2 separate regions of the Homo sapiens genome follow, and region 1 is linked to region 2. A link is an interaction called in ENCODE POLR2A ChIA-PET data of the cell type or tissue named here. Cell type or tissue: PC-9. All regions are shown on one strand. Each heading gives the region's core, and the rest is flanking DNA. Links, peaks and the distances in the headings are about the cores only. Region 1 overlaps BMP5 (bone morphogenetic protein 5). Region 2 has its middle 130 kb from the start of HMGCLL1.

Evidence for each region. ChIA-PET counts read pairs that join two places held together with the same protein. Peaks named below come from ENCODE experiments on the same cell type or tissue, not always from the same donor. Only the 100,000 strongest peaks of a DNase experiment are listed, where the experiment ranks them.
Region 1: POLR2A ChIA-PET joins it to region 2 with 23 read pairs; 2 of 35 experiments call an interaction of 5 or more read pairs at or near these places.

The regions. Positions count from the first base shown.
Region 1 is chr6:55,755,018-55,762,653 of GRCh38, reverse strand. BMP5 (bone morphogenetic protein 5) reads left to right here. Exons shown (of 7, transcript NM_021073.4): 5 at 2,121-2,197; 6 at 3,539-3,649; 7 at 6,972-7,636. The coding sequence ends at 7,121. Among named protein-coding and RNA genes, the nearest start is that of BMP5, 120 kb to the left of the region's middle. In PC-9, for the core only: no CTCF peak of the experiment used is centred there; a DNase peak (open chromatin) is centred at 3,933; H3K27ac peaks cover 1,929 bases.
Region 2 is chr6:55,702,158-55,709,793 of GRCh38, reverse strand. No RefSeq gene overlaps it. Among named protein-coding and RNA genes, the nearest start is that of HMGCLL1, 130 kb to the right of the region's middle. In PC-9, for the core only: no CTCF peak of the experiment used is centred there; no DNase peak of the experiment used is centred there.

The DNA of each region.
Region 1 (7,636 bases), core at 1,026-6,025, 53 kb before region 2:
TTAACCATTTCATGTTTAGTGTTAAAGTGTTATTTATCCATTGCCTGAACAAAGTTAGCTGCAAGGGAGATATTTCCCTGAAGAAGAACCAGAATGTAGAGTCTGAAATAAATCCTCTCTCCCCCATTTCCCATTATCTACTTATTTAATCTGTTTTAATGAAGTTAATTGCATAGTAGGAATAAATAACCTAGAAGAAAAATACCTTGATTTCAAAATTTAATCATTAGCTTGTTTTTTAGATTAACATTAAACAAATAATTACTTGAAGTAACCATGAGAAGCAAGGCCCTCTATGATGGGCTCCTTTGATCTCTAACTTGCCTACACTTTCATTAGAGGTTGAGAGTAATTAAACAGGAAGGTGACACTTTAACAAAAACTGTAAAACAAATTATTTTTTAATTTTATTTCTTTAATATTTTATTTTAGAAATAATCAAAGTGGACTAGTTTTTCGAATGTTATTTGTACAAAATGTGAGCAAACCCAACACAAGACAAGAATGAAAAATGTTCCATAAATCTCTGTGTTTCTTCAGTATTTTACTTTATTCCAGATGCAAGATTGAAATTCTACATTTATATTTAATAATTTAAAACAATTATAAAAAGTTATGGGTATTTCAGATTACATTCCAAAATATGTAATGATAGTATTTCACTTGCCTCAAATCACTTATGGAACACTATGAGAAATTTGTCCATTAACTCCTCAGATACTTTTTTGAATGTTTATTTTATGCCAGGCACTGTTCCTGGCACTAGGGATACATCAGTGAGCAAAACAGAGCCAAACGAGATTCTTGCCCCTATGACGCTTATATTTTAGTGGGAGGAAACAGACAAGAAGCCACACATAAATAAATGAGGAAATGACATAGCATTTCTAAAAGTGATAATTGAGATGGAAAAAAATCAGAACAGAGTGAGAGAAATCAGGTGTATCAGGGTGAGAGTTGCAATATTAAAAGGGTAGTGAAGGTCTTGTTGAGATGTTGCTTAAGCAAGGACATGAAGATGCAGGAATTAGCCATGTAGCTATCCAGGGAGAGGGACTAGTGAGAGAAAAGGCTCTAAAGTGGGAGCAAGGTTGACTGTGAGTGAAACAGCAAGGAGGTATGGTGGCTGGAGCAAGGTGAAGGAGAAGAAGTGAGAGTCAGAGGGGTAATAGGATCAAATGAGTCAGAGGGGTAATAAGACCAAAATGTAAAGAGCCTTGTAACCACTCTGAGAATATTTCACTCTTAATGATATGAAGACCATAGAGGGACTGGCAGGGAAGTGATGTAATTAAGTTTACTTGTTAAAAGGTCCACTTGACTAGTTTGCTATAGAGGAGCAAGGGCAGAAGCAGGGAGACTAGCAATGAGGATATTGCAGTAATTCATGCCAGAGATGATGGTGTCTTGGACCAAGACCAATTATGAAGGGCGTGAGAGCAGGTGCATTTTGGACTTATTGAAGATAGTGTGTGAGATTTCCTGACAGATTGGATGTGTAAATGAAAGAAAAAAAAAGAACTATTTTGATTCTTGTTGTTTTGTTTTGGTTTTTATTTTTTAACCCAGGCAACTACCATTAGTCAAGAATGAAGTCTACAGGTGGACAGGATTTTGGGGGATGATTAGAAGCTCAACTTGTGGTATCCTGAGGTTAAGATATTTATTAAAATAAAATCAGCTAAGTAAGATCCCAGTATCTGCCTCATGGAAGATGTTACAAGTTATTGCACAAATATTATATATATATAATCTCTCTCAATATATTAAGTACCCCTAGAGTATGAATGAATTAATGAATAAGTATTCATTGAGCAGATGGTACTCAATGAACGACAGACACCATGCTGTGCCCTGTCAAGTAGATGGCTTAACAGAATCCATGTTAGAGCTTCATCAGGTAAATGGTATTGTCTACATCTCACAGAAGAAGAAACTCAGGACAAGTAACTTGACTGAAGTTCACATGGTTAGTAAGTAGTTCTAACTTTAAGATTGAAACTCATTTTTCCACAACTTCAAATAAAACCCCTTTAAAAAATCTTACCAGTGATCTCACAAAAGAAGTATTAGTATATCTGTAAGCAACCATTTATTCAAAATGTGGTTTTTATCTTCAGATTATAACACAAGTGAGCAAAAACAAGCCTGTAAGAAGCACGAACTCTATGTGAGCTTCCGGGATCTGGGATGGCAGGTAGGAATTTTCAGTCAACTTTGGTGCTTCTTTTCTGAATTATCATAAATCCTTAATAAGTCATAGTCTTTGGCAGTAATTTTCCAATATAATACCCAATGATTTTTGACATGACCATTTAGAATATGGCTTATTCACTTTATTTTCATTTCTCAATTAACCTTTTACCATTGAAACATGATTAGTAGGTATCACAGTCAAACAAAAAAACTACGCTGAATGAGACATAGAACACTAAGATATTTAGGAAGAAAAAAAAGAGTGCCGTTGTTTAAGTATTCCAAACTTTTAATTTTATTGTAAATAGAAGATTTGTTCATATTAGTATAAGTAACTCCACTAAGCCTCTGAGGGTCTCCAACTATTGGAATGTCCCTGTCATGGGGAAGATGACAGACATTTTTTTTTCTTGCACTTAAAAATGTATTGCTATCTTTTGGGTAGCCTTTAGAAACAGGATGAGGAGGAAAATTTCACCAAAGTAATTTTTTAATGGCTCTATGTGGTGACAGTTTAAAATGAAATTTTAAGACTTCTCCTAATATTCTATTAGAATGGATTCTCATATATGAGTTCCTGTATTGAGAAATACTATTAAAATGTAAATATATTCAAAATTCATGATAAACTTTCCACATGAATAACTCAATAATTCCTACATTTGTGCCAAGTTTTATTTCTCTGTGGGAAAAATATCAAGGCAACCATTCATGTACCAATTCTTTAGCTTCCCGAAATTTATCATGTTCAGTTTTTAGGAATTTGCTCCAATTTATTTTTTCTAAAGAGACCATAAAGTTAATGCATGAATGGAAAGAAAAACAGCATGCAGAAAAAATATTAAGGCTTTAGGATGTTGTCAGACTTATAAAACTAAGAATGAGTTCTTAAGAAGTAATGAGAATGATCTCAATTAACTTGATTCTCCTTTTTCTTTCGGGTTCACTTGAACTTTCCAGAGTTCATCATTTCCTGTTTAAACAATATTTAGAATGCTATTTTCTTATAATAGTTTTATTCGTGAATACATGTTTAATACATACTATGAATATCTTACATAACTACCCCTTGGGAGTAATTAGAGAGGACAATTTCTTGTGAAAATATTTATACTTTTGTCCTAAACTTCAGCTTAAAATTAAAGGGTGTGGGGAAGATAATTCCATTAGAATAATTGTTGGACCAAGAATAGAAACCTATTCAGATACAATATATTTCAATAACTTTTAAGATTTTTTAAAAATTTTTACTTTGGTGATATTTTTTCTTGTTGTTTTTTTTTTTTTTTTTTTTTTTTTTTTTTTTTTTTTTTGTGTGTGTGTGTGTGTGTGTATGTGTCAGGACTGGATTATAGCACCAGAAGGATACGCTGCATTTTATTGTGATGGAGAATGTTCTTTTCCACTTAACGCCCATATGAATGCCACCAACCACGCTATAGTTCAGACTCTGGTAAGCTTTGTTTTTGAAGGATTAAGAAAAGCTTAGAATGCAAGCATATTATAAAGTTGTTTTAGAGGAAAGCATCTATTTACAATTTTAATGCATTATTTTATCTTCTCAAACTCATTTGTTTCTTTTTAGAGCTGAAGTAACAACTGTGGGTATAGTCAGGAAACTCGGGCTGGTTTAGAGTAATCCCAGTTACACAATGGAGAAGGATTCAGCTAGGAAAACTGGAGTAATAACATGAAATGGTCATCTTGAACTGTTTGTTCATTACACAGTATGACTAAGCACACAGGTTCCCTGGGGCTGTTTCTAACCTAGCAATTCATTAGTAATCATTGCAAAAACATTGAGTAATAGCTGTACTAAATTTCATCTGAGGGTTTTTAATTATTTAAGAATGTTCTATAACATACTTTGGTATTATAAAAGTTCTTCAATGTAGTATACAAATAGGAAGCTAATTTCTATTTCTTATTGTTCTCCTCCTCCTCCTGTAATCTTTAAAGTAGAAATTATACTTCCTTTTCTTTATTCCTCAATCTCAGAAACTTAGCAGTGATTAAATCTCTAATAATCTAGGCTTATTTTTATGAACAATGTACTGAAGGGTTGACGTGATTAACTGATTGCCTTGTACCTAATGAGCTCATGAAACCTATTGAGAGTCTGATGTACCTCATAGCATCTGGCCTATCGATTTGGCAGAGGAACAATCTCCCTAAGACTAAATGAGAGGCTCCTAGAAAACATACCAGACTATGTGACATAATTTTAAATCAATGTTTGGGCTAATATAAAAATTTTAACTTTTGTATTTAAGAAGAATGGGAGAGAACACATTATTTTAGAATCAAGGCTTGATGGGAGTGGAATTATTTGGTGGACGCCAGTAAGAGAAAAGTAGATAGTAGACAATCTTGTCTTTGTGGGTGAGGTTTATTTATGGAAAAAGAAAGAATTACTCTTAGAATTTGTGAAGATTCGACTCTCCATAAGTTTGCTATTTTCCCCCACAATTAATTTAAAACTTAAAGCTGAATTAAGGAATAAACAATGATATCTGTGAACTGGCAAAAGCAAATACTTGAATGACTTGATATTTACTGGCATCTTTATTGACTTAATAAAATACGACAGAATATCTAGACACCAAAAAGTGCAATCTATAACAACTAGAGCATGAACGTTATCAAAGACTGGAAATAACCTTGGGCTAGAGAGCAACAGAAAGATAAAGCAAATATACATTTTGATAATAAATTATTTATAAGTATTCTTCTTTTTATTGATTCATGACCAGTGAGAATGCCTACTTTAGTGCCATATACAAGGTAAAGAGTAAATTTCTGGGGGGATTTAAAGTCTGATATGACTTCACCTTTGCTATCTGTAAGTATAAGCTCTTCTTTATATGGAATAGTGTTTCCAGGAGTATGGAGTGTAGGTAGGCTTTGCAAGGATGGATGTTTTGCATTCAAACTTCTACCACTAAAAGAATTTTTAAGAAGCTAACTTTTCTCTTTGTATATGAGAATTCATGTTGACATGAAAGCATATCAGATAAAGAAGAATGCTGTTGTTTCATCCTATGAAGAGAACTTCATGATCACTGTCTTTCTGTAAGGTCATAGAATAACTCCTATCAGTTGAAGTAATGCTATTTAATTTCTCAGAAAATTCTTTGCCTCTTTTTATCATCATTTTGATGACTATGAAAGCAGACTTTTGCTTCCTTAGATATGGATCTAATGTATCAAAAATTCCCTCAGGCTAAGCAATGCCTACTTATTGAAAAATACCCTTTGTCAAATACTCCCCCTTCTCTCATTTTTTCTTTTTTAAAATAAATAAATACATATTTTCAGCTCTTATGGCTGTAGTAAAGTATCAAAAAACAAATATAAAAAAAATCTGACACAAACTTTGAACAAGAGTCTGCTCTGTATCTCTACCCTGGGATGTAGGACATAAGTCATTGCAAAACTGGAGCATACACGTGAAGTTTGATTTTTTTTCCCTGGTGTTGTGCACGCTTTATGTTTGTTCTGTGAAGGACATGAAACAAAAAGACGGAGGAAAGCATGTTTGTGACTAATATATTGAGAAACCATTCAAGAACAATCCATTTTTTTTCCGTTAGGCTGCCAAGGCCATTGAAACAGCAGGATTATCAATCATGTATGTGTGGGTTATGGAAGATAAAGCTGATGAAGGACATAAGCAGCATCAGAAATTTGTAGAAACTATCCAACTTTTAGTTTTGTGAGGCCTTAGGAAATTTCAAGTTCATGTCAGATCACCTCATTTTTCCTGCTGTTTCTGTCCACATGCAAGGCCCCTATATCATTTCAGCCAGGACGTTGTACAGCCAAAACTGTAAGAGGCTGTATTTGCTTTTTGTGGATCCCGTAAGACTCATCAGTGGGATTTCCCATAAACTCCTCTGGGGGAAGGGCCAGAATAGGTGGGTGGGAAATGGGGGAACTGTGTTCTGGCTCTTTTCTCAATTATTTCAAATCATAGGCAGACTGCCAGTCTGATCAAAATTATTATCAACCCTTTACTTAAGCATTTCACTTTTCATGTACAGACACCTTTTTAGGCTTTTGGGGAGGTGGATGTTCATTTGTAAAGTCTCTAGGCCCTTTGCTTCTGATTTAGCTTAGCCTGCTTTTTGGCACTTGTCTAGGGGGCAGGCAAGGGAGAAAAAAAGTAAATGGATATTAAACTCCAGCCAATGTGATAAAAAAATTCTATGAAGAGCTGAAATCATTGCTCTAAGGCAAGTATTGGATTATATGTGGATTTTATTTTATTATGATTTTTATGCTTCTTTTACCATGGAAAATTAAGAGTTGGCTTAAAATGTATGATTTATTGCTTAATTTTCCTTTTAAAAGATAATTCTTAGATCCAAATCTTTCTGCAACTATGTGTTTTCATTGATTTGCTCTTGTAACTTCCATATTCCTCATGATATATATAGGAACAGTTATTTCAACTAAAAGCAACAACGTGCTAGTTGCTGTGTTCTTTCCCTAGGAAAACTTCCACTGAATATTCTATAGAGGAAGTTTTCTTTATTTGGTGAGATATTTTTCAAGGTTCAAACACATAATTGAATTGGCTGGGTTGATTCCAGGTGTTAATGCTTAAGAATACATCCTTCAGTCCCCCACCCCAGTCATGGAATAAATGGGAGAAGGGAGATCAGCTTAATGGTGTGCCTGATTATGAGTGATAAAATAATCATACCATTTTAAAACTGCAAAAGAATGTATATTTTATTTCTTAATAAAACAAAACCTTTTTTCTTTCCCAGGTTCATCTGATGTTTCCTGACCACGTACCAAAGCCTTGTTGTGCTCCAACCAAATTAAATGCCATCTCTGTTCTGTACTTTGATGACAGCTCCAATGTCATTTTGAAAAAATATAGAAATATGGTAGTACGCTCATGTGGCTGCCACTAATATTAAATAATATTGATAATAACAAAAAGATCTGTATTAAGGTTTATGGCTGCAATAAAAAGCATACTTTCAGACAAACGGGGAATTTCCTAAAATTAGTCTGGCTCATTTTGACTCTTTTCCTATGTACAATATCATGTATATAGTCATTTTTATTTATTTAAACGTATATATTCTCTTCTGTGGAGGCTTTATCAATAAAATCTATTTCATAGGCCACTACATTATACAATAGATCATCTAGTATAATTTTCAATGGGTTATGCTGAGTCCATTCAATTCCATTTCAACATTTTTTTCTAATACAATTTTACATAATTTTCTGAGATTAGACAGAACTCCTTTGACTGTTTAATATTGTGGAAGGAAATTGAATAATTTAGTTATATTGTGCCAATGAAAACCATGATAGAATATTTATTTAGAAATAAGACTTAAAAAAATAACAACCCAAACAAAAATTCTTGGATAAACACAATTTCTCTTTTAGAGTTCCTGCTTCATTAGATAAAGTG
Region 2 (7,636 bases), core at 910-5,909:
TTCATCTTAACTGAACTTAACAGTGCATGTGTTTCCACATATTCCTCACCCTCTAGTAGAAGTCCATAAACCCTGGGAGCTCTTTCTCACTTGTTTCCCCCATTTGGACATCTCTCCACTTTCTTGGCCTGCCTTTACCTCATTCCTTTAACTGGCTTCATTAAAATACTTCTTGCTTACTTAATGGGTAGAAGACAAGGATCCTACCCTTAAGAAACACAGGACTTTCAAAATAAGAAGCATGAGTTTGGCTCTGTCATTGCTGTTGAACAGAACTGTAGTATATGAGGTTCTACATTAGGGCAACACTGTAGGAATATGGAACGGTCCAGTGGAATGAGTCATGAATGTAGACCTATATCTAAATTTCAGAAAGGTCTTGCCACAAGTACTTTAACCATGACAATTTTTAAAGGAATTAATGTATGTTTCTTCTCTCTAAAAAGAAGATGGGCAATTCACAACTGTGATTTTTTCCAACTCCTTTGAACATAGTAGTGAATGACCTTTTCAATGCTTTGCGTTTTGTGGTAAAACTTCATAAATTCTATAAAAAACACAGTAAACAGACCTTTAAAATAACTTGGAAAAAGTTTAGAGAAAAATTCCTTTCTATTACTATGTTTATAACATGAAAAACCTTGTCTTTTCTGTGAACTTTTTACTACCATATTACTCAGGTAACCATTTCAAAGCTTTAAAGCTATAATACACACTTATTTAGAATTTCTCAAAGAGATTCCAAAAAAAGTATGTTTTCCAGCCAATTTAAATGATAGGTCCAAAATTGTGTTTAATTTAGAAATATTTGTATTTTGAGGGAGAGAAAAAATGTTTTCAACTATGTTTATGTTGAATGCCAGCTCCTCATATATCACCAACTGTGGATAAGACAAAGTTAAGTTTATTGCTCACTGTAGTGTGGGAGAACACCACTTGAACAGAGCTTTGGGAATGTCTCAGACTAGGAAGCGCAAGATTGAATTTTATTGAGATTCTGAAACTTGGTTAAAGAAAGCAATGGAGGGAATGGGGCAGGAAGAAGGGGTTGTAGGAGGAAGCTTGATTAGCTTTGGGAAATTCTTATGACATAAGAGGCTATAATTGGTACAAGCAGCAATGCCAAGATTTTTAGGCAAGGGGTTCAAAGAATCTTGTTAGGTTAACTGTCTGTTTATGTCTTCTATTGAAAAGTTGATAAGTCTTTTCAAAAGTTCCTGTAGTAAACAAGAAAGACAATTCCATAAAGACCACTGAAGCCAGGTTAATGTAGACATTAAGATATACAGGAATAGGTTTCTTTTTTCATTTGTCAAATAACATAATTAAAAACATACTTAAAGATTACTGGTCAGGCGTGGTGGCTCATGCCTGTAATCCCAGCACTTTGGGAGGCCAAGACGGGCAGATCATGAGATCAGGAGTTCGAGACCAGCCTGACCAACATGGTGAAACCCCCTTTCTACTAAAAATACAAAAAATTAGCTGGGCTTGGTGGTGAGTGCCTGTAATCCCAGGTACTCAGGAGGCTGAGGCAGGAGAATCACTTGAACCTTGGAGGTAGAGGTTGCAGTGAGCTGAGATTGCACCATTGCACTCCAGCCAAGGCGACAGGGAGAGACTTTGTCTCAAAAAAAAAAAAAAAAAAAAAAAAACTTAGAGATTACTATAAATGTTTCCTCCAAATAAGTGAAATTTTTATTGGAACTTTATATATGCCCATAGAGAACACATATTTACCAAATTAGTTTGGTAAATAAAATAATCATTATACATGAATATTTGTGGTTACAGACTTGCTAGAGTCATAAAAGAAAAATATAGCACTTATTTTCTTATCTTTTTAAAATATATTTAAAAGCTAAAAAGCCTTCTTATTCAGGAACACATTGAAAATATTTGAAATAATAAAAACAAAGTAACACTGTTAAATTGAATTTTATTTACTTATGTAGAAATAAATTGCTCAGAAATGTGTTATGAACACACTTAAAAAATATTTAGTTTAAAAAACAAGAGATTATTTAATAGATCGAAAAGCTTAGTAATTCACCAGGAATAAAATATTGTTTAAATGAATAGAAAATATTAGGTCACTATTAAAAGACTTTTGAATTTATTGGGGCTAACCAAGGTCAAGTGCTGTAATAAAAAAAGACTGAGAATTTTGAAAGTAGTGTTTATGATTACTTCTAAAATAAATGGTCTTTGAGATTCATATTTTCTCAGTAAGAATGCCTACTGTCTTCTAATATAATTTCACAAGGTTACTTAGGTTTATGAATACTACAAGAAATAACTTAAAAGTTAGAAGTTTAGGATAAAGTATTAAAATCAGGATGGAATTGCAGAGAAAGGAATATAACAAGAGCAAGAGAGACAGATAATAGATAAGTTGAACAAGAAAATAATTTAAATGTTCTAGCTTTAGAAAGAGGCTTTCATAAAGAATAAGTGCCATCTACCCAAAGACAGCATTTTTTAATGAAAATATTTCTGGGTTAAATGATCAATCCTAAGCATTCTTAAATCATTAGCTTCACTATTATAAAGACAGTTTTCCCCACCACTATACAGAGGCTGAAAGAGCCTAATGTGGAAGCTGATCAAGTAGTATGAAATACTTGAAATGTATCTAACATAATTTATATCTTTTTGTTAAGCATTGCCCTCTTCAGAAACTGCCCTTTAAAACATAAAAAATCTCAAAAGAGCCCTTGGTAAGAATGGGATCATAGAACAGAAGGGATTCTGAAGCTGTGAAGTGCTATGAAAAGGACCTTAAGGGTTACGAGAAGACATTTCATTTGCCTTGAAGTTTTGCCTAGGATCTCTCCTGCTTGTAGGCATGAGGTGTCAGGACTTATGTGAGTCCAGTTGGATGTTACACGTTATAAGTTTTATGCCTACTGAGCAGGAGAAGGTCATCTATCCATGTATATCTTGGGTTTAAAAAACAAAAGCCAATGTCTACTAAAATATTACTGATTTATTGTTTCTAAATTGAAAATATGAAATTAAACAGTTCAGAATTCATTTTTGGATTAGAAAAACTATGGACATCTCCAGGCTAAAGAACGTTTTAGTACTTTTAGGAAGTAACACATTTTTATAATGGATATGTTCAGAGCTTCATAGCTTTTAACTTGTGTAATAACAAACAGTTGTGATGGTTTGCTACTAATTCAATAGTTGAAATGGAAAACAGAAGAAAAATAGCTCAAATTCCGAAGTTTGGGTGTTTTAGTTTGTAAAATGGCCTAACAACATGTAGGTATGAAACCAGTGTTCTCATTATGACTTATGTGGAAATGAAGGTTTTCAAGGAACCAATTTTACTCATTATCAAGAGCACAGTTTTACAGTGATTTTCATCAACCATCTAATCATTTTGTTCCTTTCACTACCTGAGATTTACATATAGCAGATATAATTGTAGTACTTTGTTTTCTAGCAGTTTTATGCTTAGACCTTTTAACATAATAGCACTTCTTTTTCTTTTGAAATCAGTGAGATCTCTCTACTGTGTCTTGCAAGACAAAGATGATGTGTTATGTGGACTTAACTCCTTTGTGCTGTTTCAGTTCTTTGCAAAGCTTCCTCTTTGCCACAAAATCAGCTTAAAATACTTTCAGTGCTGCTTTATGCATATGTGATTCAAGAAATAAAGAAATAGAGATTGAATCCTTTTTATTTTACACATTTGAAGATTCAAGGATAAGCATATTTTTAGCTTTTTTTTTTACATTCTTAGTCTTAACGCTTTAGGAAATGAAAAAGAAACTTGCTTTGGCATTCTGCATGGTGTAATTTGGATCCTTGGTTTTCTGGCTTCAGTTTGCATGCTAAGGATTTGGTATAGTGAGGGAGGCTGAGACCATTATAAATAGACTCCTGGATTCTGTAATACTGGGAGCATTCTGTTCATAATGCAAGAAAGCTTAAAAACATTGCTTTCATTATAATTGGAGCTGCTATAACAATCCTGCAGACATACTGTTTATGTCTGGATTTATTTTACCCAATATTTCTTTGTAAAAGCCTTACATTTTTATTTTGTAGATGGCTGAAAAAATTGGTTAGATGAAGTCAAGATGCACTGATGCCAGAAAATTGTGTAAGTAATGAAATATGATGACTTAAAAAGTAGTTTTTTTTCCGACATCATCCAGGCTTACCACTTACACTATTCACAACCATTGGATACTTGCCATTTTCCTTTTTGCAGTAGGAAGAACTGGCCCACAAGTTTCCTCTTTATGTTTTTATGTGGGTAGAAAAGGAAACCCTCTGGAAATGTTGCTTCAGCAAAGGTTACTGTAACTTATATGCAATAGATCTCAATACTCGTAGATAGAAGAGCTTACTTTGTTTTGTGGCTTGATTTATTTTAACTGAATTGAGCAGATAATCGAATAGCACATGGACAGACTCAGTAAGAAGTTCAGTCACTCCTTATGTGTTTCTTAAATATAATACTTCAACATAATACTTTCCCATTATTGCTGACTTAATATTCTACACTGCTCAGTATCTACATATGTTCTAAAACCAATTCTCTGACAACTAGATGCCTTTTAATTCAATTTAATTCTGACACTAACTACCTAGAGTTAGCACAGGCCTTACAAGTTTGTACAAACAGTTGTGAAGACAAGACTACACTCACTTCGGATATCAACTGCAAATCTCAGGGCCACAGGCGCACCTGACTGACCAGTTATAAAATCAAGAGTTCTCACCACTCCTTTCAGATTTGATAATTTGCTAGAATGACTCAGAATTCACCAAAATCACTGTATTTACAATTACTGTTTTGTTATGAATGATACATATCAGGAACAGTCAAATGGAAGAGGCATATAGGCAAGGTCTGAGATTGGGGTGGGGTAGGGGCACAGAGCTTCCATGCGCTTCTGTAGAATCTGGCCTATTGCCCTCCTAGCAAATCAATGTGCTCACCAACCCAAAAGCTGCACTGAATCTCAGGTTCAGAGTTTTTATTGGGGTTTCATTATATAGACATAATTTATTAAATCATTGGCCATGTGATTGAGCTCAAATTCTAGTACCCCTGGTTCTTGCCAGAGACTGAGCTGTTCCCAAGTTTCAGTCCTCTAGTCACAATCATATGGTGGGTGTTTTCAGTGACCAACTCCCATTCAGAATCTGCGTAAGGTCCCATAATGAGTCACCTAATTAACCTAACAAATACTCTGACTCAGAAAATTTCCACTCAGGAAATTCCAAGTTTTTTGAAGCTCTAAGACAGAAATGGATAACAAGGAGTAGAAATCTTTTATTATATCACACATATATAAATTTAACTGGAGTTATTTAATTGATAATCTTTAAGATAATGGAGACCAATTTTTTCTCAAGTGCTAATTTTTTTTTTTTACAGAGAATAATAGTGTTATAGTCTGTTAGAGGTATTGTGGTTTGAATTATGATAATAGAAGATTTGAATATAAACTTGATAACCAAAAATACAATGTTTTAATGTCATAAAAGTTTTTGAAGAATGGTTGTTACTAAAGTATGTTTATTATGTTTAACATAACTTTTCATTTCTTATGAAGAAGCTAAATACATATGGATTAATGAAAAATAATAACTTCCTCTTTTCATGTTATTACTCTCCAGTTTTCAGATTTTTATTCTATTGTATGACAGATACTGGGTATAAGTATTTACAGAATAAAATTTGGAATAAGCAAAAAAGAATACTGGGTGTCTCCAATGAAAAACTGCATTACTTACAATCTCCTCCCCTGGCTTATCTGATTCTAATTCTGCGGGGCTCTGTGCCCTTCACTCTCTTGGAGTTATTTTACAACTCCTTAAATTGCACTTACTAGTGACCCAAAATAATTTTTCTCTATAGACATGCAAATAAATTCTGTCAAGTAGAGACTTCCCTGCTCCACTATGTAATAAGTCAGTTTCGTGTCTATTTGCAAATTCGTTTTAATATTCCTTATCCATAAATGTGTCTGTTCTTTGACTTCTCCTTTGAGCAGTTTAACGCTTGCTCACTTATTTCATTAATAATGAATTACGTAAGATATCTTACAGATGCTAATTTTTTATCTGTATGAGAGTAATGATTTTACCTTTTTTGGGAAAGTCATCCTTAAACAAAAATTATTAAGAGATTGATTACAGGATCTGAAAGAAAGAGGGGAGAAAAGAAAATAAATAACTGTTGTTAGTTTAGTTAGCTTCAAATGGACCAGCTAGTCAAACCTCTTCAGAAAATCTGTGTTTAGCCATATAATAAATACTTTGTATTAGTTCAGTCATTCATCAATTAATGCTTTATAAATGTTATTTATAATAATTATTTGCCTAATTAACTAAATGTTTAAGTGTTTATAGATTTAACATAAGATGTAGGTAAGAAATACATTTGTATTGAAGAGTGCCTTACAGAAACAAAAATACTTTATATGACTATCCTGTTAAATACCAGCCAAAACATATTTTTAGGGAATTTTTTGAAAATAATCTGTGTACTGATAATTCTAAAATTTATATCTGTAGCTCACTTTTCAAACCCTAATTTCAGAACCCAAGGTTTCTAGCCTAAGCACCTAGAGAATGAAACTGGAATAACTAAGATAAATAAGGCTGCAGATAGAGAAGGACTAGGGATGAACATCAGGATTTTGGTTAGGCAGAGTGATTTTGACATGTTTAGTATACATCTAGGTGGAGAGTTTATTCAGATAATCAGATATATGAGGTTATAGCTCAATAGAAAAGTCTCTGTAAAAAGATATCTTGGGAACTGCTATCATTTACATGATATCTAAAGCCAGGAGACTGGATGAGACCATGCAGGGAGTCAGTGTAGTTGGAGATGAGAAAACAAAAAATGAACTCTTGGATTCTGTACATTAAGAGTCTGGGGACATGAGGCAAAACTAGCAAAGAAAACTGAGAAGGAAAAGCCAGTAAGTTAGGAGATAAAGGGAGAGATTATGCTATCCTGGAAGCCAAGTGAGAAAGTGTATCAAGGCCAAAGTGCTGATGGTCTGTGAAGATGAAATAGAATGGACAACCGAATTTACCTAGGTGGAGATCATTATTGTCCTTAATAGGAAAATGAGTCACAGCAAATACACCATTGGAGTGTGTTAAAAAGAGAAAGGGTGGGTGTGCATGGTGGTTTGTTCATACCTGTAATCTCCGCACTTTGGGAGGACAAGGCAGGTGGATCACTTGAGGCCAAGAGTTCAAGACCAGCCTGGCCAATATGGTGAAATCCTGTCTCTATTAAAATGATAGATAGACAGATGATAGATGATAGACAGATAGATAGATAGATAGATAGATAGATAGATAGATAGAGAAAGGGTAGAGAGAAAAGTGAAGGCAACATCTTTTTATTGATCTTGCTTTTGCCTTTGCCTCCTGAAGACTTCCTGGCGACAGAAGTTCTAGCGATCCAATTAAAATGTAAATCAGGTGTTGTTACTGTCTACTATAAACTCTTCAGGGCTTTCCCATCTTTTTCAGGGTATAAGCTAAAAATCTGTGTCTGGCTCCTGCATGATCTTTCTGACCTTATCTCCCATTCTTCTCTCTCTAGTTCTCCTATCTCTAGCTATCCAAGCCTCATGTCTAAAGC